Regions from separate parts of the Homo sapiens genome. Here region 1 is linked to region 2. Evidence: read pairs that join two places in POLR2A ChIA-PET (ENCODE). Cell type or tissue: MCF 10A. All regions are shown on one strand.

Evidence for each region. Peaks named below come from ENCODE experiments on the same cell type or tissue, not always from the same donor. Only the 100,000 strongest peaks of a DNase experiment are listed, where the experiment ranks them.
Region 1: POLR2A ChIA-PET joins it to region 2 with 5 read pairs; 2 of 35 experiments call an interaction of 5 or more read pairs at or near these places.

Annotation. Positions count from the first base shown.
Region 1 is chr12:58,335,987-58,338,486 of GRCh38, reverse strand. It overlaps LOC105369787 (endogenous retrovirus group K member 21 Env polyprotein), which reads left to right and starts at 1,447. Exons shown (of 3, transcript XM_047429956.1): 1 at 1,447-1,517. RefSeq lists an enhancer at 753-832. In MCF 10A, no CTCF peak of the experiment used is centred here; a DNase peak (open chromatin) is centred at 1,426.
Region 2 is chr12:57,992,059-57,994,558 of GRCh38, reverse strand. No RefSeq gene overlaps it. Among named protein-coding and RNA genes, the nearest start is that of ATP23, 52 kb to the right of the region's middle. In MCF 10A, no CTCF peak of the experiment used is centred here; no DNase peak of the experiment used is centred here.

The sequences.
Region 1 (2,500 bases), 340 kb before region 2:
CTGGAGGGAGGGGTAAGGAAAGAAGCAGGGAGATGATCAGGAGAAGCCTGTAGCAAAGACATAGGCTGGACTTTTGGGGGTGGCCCCAAGAGTGAGAGAAGTGAACAGTCTAGAGGTGTATTTTGGAAGCAGAACATGCAGGACATGCTGGTGATTTTGATAGAAGAGGGAAGAAGGGAAAGAGAAGAACCAAGGTTGACATCTAGGCTTTTGACTTGAGCAGTCTGGAAGATGGTGAAACCTCTTACTGAAATGGGGATGACCTGAAAAAGAATTTGGTCAGTGGACAGGGGAAAATCAAGAGAGTTCCTTATTAGACATATTATTTTTTATGCCTGTTTTATACCTATATCTCTCATGGATAGGAACTACCTGCAGAAACTTGGTAGCAAGGGCCTAATCAGTAAGGCATTTATTTTTCTCATATGGCAAAAACAAAAAACAAAAAAAAAAACAGGAAGATGTAACCACATCATGGTTGATAGAGCTACTCAAGGATCCCTTTTTCTTCCTGCTCAAGCACCAAAAAAATAATGGCTTTCATTCTACAGCTGCCCCATGATTACAATATGTGTTCTATCTCCAACTTCTGGTCCAAGTTTCAGGCAGGAATAAGAAAGAAGCAAAATGAGGAAGTGTATTAGTCTGTTCTCATGCTGCTAATAAAGACATGCCAAAGATTGGGCAATTTATAAAGGAAAAAGGTTTAATTGACTCATAGTTCAGCATGGCTGGGGAGGCCTCAGGAAACTTACAATCATGGCGGAAGAGGAAGCAAACACATCCTTCTTCACATGGCATCAACAAGAAGCGCAGAGCAACAGTGGGGAAAGTCCCTTGCAAAACCGTCAGATCTCATGAGACTTATTCACTATCATGAGGACAGCATGGGAAAAACCCACCCACATGATTCAATTACCTCCCACCAGGTCCCTTCCATAATAGGTGGGGATTATGGGAGCTATAGTTCAAGATGAGATTTCGGTGGGGACACAGCCAAACCATATCAGTAATGATGTGTGTCTTTATCAAGGTTAAACAATTTCCAGAAAGCTCCAGAAGATTTTGGTTGGCATCTCCCATGGCTACCCATAGCTGGAAGAGAGTCTAGAAAATATTGTTCTTAGCTATGCCTATTGCTATCCCAAACAATCTCATGGTTCTAGTACGGAAAAGTGGATACTGAGAAGAGAGCTGACTGTGTTTAGCTATAATATCCAAGTAGAGATTGAAAGTACACTGTTGGCTACAGAAGTCTGGAGTCCAGGGGAGTCATTAAAGATATTTAAAAAATACTCATCAGCCTGTAAAGGATATTTAAAGTCATGGGACTGAGTACAGTTAGTCAGATAAAAAGTGACGAAAGAGAAGAAGTCTCTGGACTGAGCTTGGAAACCTTCCAACATTCCAAAGTCTAGTAGAAGAGGTAGCAAAAAAAAAAAAAAAAGCTGAAAGGAGCAGTAAGAGAGGAAAAAGGAAAACCAAAGGAACGTGCTGACCACTGGTGAGAGGTCAAGGTAGGGAGGACAAGGAAGTGGCCACTGGTTTTGGCAACATGGAGATTGTTGGTATGTGGGGAAAAGCAAGAGAGATCAGATTGTTACTGTGTCTGTGTAGAAAGAAGTAGACATAGGAGACTCCATTTTGTTATGTACTAAGAAAAATTCTTCTGCCTTGAGATTCTGTTAATCTATAACCTTACCCCCAACCCCGTGCTCTCTGAAACATGTGCTGTGTCAACTCAGAGTTAAATGGATTAAGGGCGGTGCAAGATGTGCTTTGTTAAACAGATGCTTGAAGGCAGCATGCTCCTTAAGAGTCATCACCACTCCCTAATCTCAAGTACCCAGGGACACAAAAACTGCGGAAGGCCACAGGGACCTCTGCCTAGGAAAGCCAGGTATTGTCCAAGGTTTCTCCCCATGTGATAGTCTGAAATATGGCCTCGTGGGAAGGGAAAGACCTGACCGTCCCCCAGCCCGACACCCGTAAAGGGTCTGTGCTGAGGAGGATTAGTAAAAGAGGAAGGAATGCCTCTTGCAGTTGAGACAAGAGGAAGGCATCTGTCTCCTGCCTGTCCCTGGGCAATGGAATGTCTCGGTATAAAACCTGACTGTATGCTCCATCTACTGAGATAGGGAAAAACCGCCTTAGGGCTGGAGGTGGGACCTGCGGGCAGCAATACTGCTTTGTAAAGCATTGAGATGTTTATGTGTATGCATATCTAAAAGCACAGCACTTAATCCTTTACATTGTCTATGATGCAAAGACCTTTGTTCACATGTTTGTCTGCTGACCCTCTCCCCACAATTGTCTTGTGACCCTGACACATCCCCCTCTTCGAGAAACACCCACAGATGATCAATAAATACTAAGGGAACTCAGAGGCTGGCGGGATCCTCCATATGCTGAATGCTGGTTCCCCGGGTCCCCTTATTTCTTTCTCTATACTTTGTCTCTGTGTCTTTTTCTTTTCCAAATCTCTCGTCCCACCTTACGA
Region 2 (2,500 bases):
ACTGTTGGTGAAAATGTAAAATGTTACAGCCGCTGTGAAAAACAGTATGACAGTTCCTCAAAAATTTAAAAATTGGATTAACTTATGATCCAGGAATTCTATTTCTGTACCCAAAAAAAGCTGAAAGCAGGGCCTCAAAGGATATTTGTATACCCATGTTGGTAGCAGCATTTTTGAGCTAAACCATGAAAGCAACCCATGGTCCATCAATGGATGAATGGATAAGCTAAATGTGGTATATCTGTACAATGAAATATATTTCACCTTAAAAGGGAAGGAAATTCTGATGTCGGCTACAATATAGATGAATCTTGAGAACATTATGTGAAGTGAAATAAGCCAGTCTCTAGCAGACGAGTACTGTATGATTCCACTTATATGAGGTATTTAGAGCAGTTCAAAATTATAGAGTCAGACAGTAGAATAGCGGGTGCCAGCAGCTGGGGAAAAGGGAATATGGGGAATTATTGTTTAATGGATACAGAGTTTCAATTTTACAAGATGAAACATGTTATGGAGATGAATGATGGTGATGATTGCACAACACTATGAATGCATTTAAAAATACTGAACTGTGTACTTAAAAATAGTCACGATGACAAATTTTTTGTTTCATGTATTTTACCACAATTTATCAAATGGGGAAACACTTTATAATCATTTGAAAGGATAGGAGTGCTCATAGGGGTGAAGTTTAGAAGCTACTAACTACAACATAAAATACTAATAACAGAGGAAAAAGAAAATCATTAACAGCAGCATCTAACCAGATTTCAACCAATGGGGTTTCATAATTCGTTATGTTCAACTAAATAGGGATCCCTGAACTGTCAATATAAAATTTATTGTCCTAAATGCAATTACACTGTAAGCACTGTTAAACCTTGGGATATTGATTATTTGAACATTTAGACAAATAAAAGTATTAAAATATTATAAAAATTAAAAGACTCAGTTAAGAAATCATAACATCTATGAATATACAATCATGTTTTCCCTGAAGATATGACTTCAGTCCCAAAATAAATTTTCAAATATAAAACAGCTATAATAATGTTTCAACCAATAACTTTATATTACCATAAAATTGGAAGAGAAGTAACTAGTTTTTAGGATAATAAGAAAATGTTAGTAATAAAGCATTATTAGGAAATATGCAGCAACATTCTGTTACCATGGGCTTTGTTTTTAGATCCATGATTTGATAAAAATTCATATGTCCCTTTCTATTTATTTTAAAAGAGATAAAAACCTACCACAGTAAAATGCCTCTAGGTCTATGCCTAGCGCCTTAGAAATAAAAATTTATTATCAAAGGATGGCTAAAGCCTCAGCTCATCCAAAGAGCTCCTCCTACTGTTCCAAAATATAAAATGAGTCTGAAGAGAGGAACTTTAACTGAAGAACCAGAGCATGACAAAATCAAGGCATAGGAACCAGAAGAGTTAAAGCCCCTGAGTCAGGGCTGAGATTCTGATTCTTAAACAGAAGGAGCTAAAAGTCAAACCCTGACAGAGACAAAGCTTCTAAGTTCATTCTCAGGGCTTTCCCTTCCCTTAAGCTGCTTTGTCTAAAAACTGTGCTCACCTGCAAATTTGCAGGGGCTTTTTGGTAATATCTGAACTCAAAGAAATGCAGCTCTAACAAGAAAATACCAAGCACGTGACAGAGTGTGGGAGAGAATTTTTGAACAAAGCACCTCTTCCCATTATCCCCAAACACTCCAAGGCCAGTGTCTACTCTGCACACAAATCATCTTGAAGGAAGTGAAAGATATATTCAGGTATAAAACAATTATTTTTTAAAAACAAGTTGTTAGTAATAAGTTTCTAACAACTTAGAATTAATGTATCAATGTCTGATTAATTCAAATTCTTAGTCTCTGACATTTTTGGCAAATGGGTAGTAGAGTTTGTTTTTCAGTCTATGGGCATGAGAGCCAATGCCTGAACCACAAAGAGAAAACAGTAAATGTGTTAAATAATAAAGGTTGGAAGGTTATACACCAAACTTAACACATGAAAAGATGAAAAGCTGGCGATGAAATAAGGTGTTTTTCTTTCTACTTGATATAATTCTATATTAGTTGAATTTTTTATAATAAGCATGTTTTTATGTAAAACTTCTGAAATTTTATTTTTCAAAGAGTCATCTAAAATAATAATATTATCTGCAACATACTTACCCATCTAGGTAATAATCCATGCTCTCTATTTGGTCACTTTGTTCAGTCATCCCACAGACTAGCTCCTTTGGGGCACCAGTCCCCAGAGCAGGCACTGCAGAGGCTACAAAGACAATCCTTGTAATAGCAAACATTTATGGAGTGCTATGTGGCAGGCACTGCCTCAAGAACTTATCAGAGCTATCTCATTTAATCCTCACCCAATTATGTCAGACCCACTCCTCAAATGAGGAAACGAGGCACAGAGCAGTTAAGTAAATTGCTCAAGACCTCAGCTGACACCGATGGAACAAGTTGTTTGGCTTCAAGCTGCAT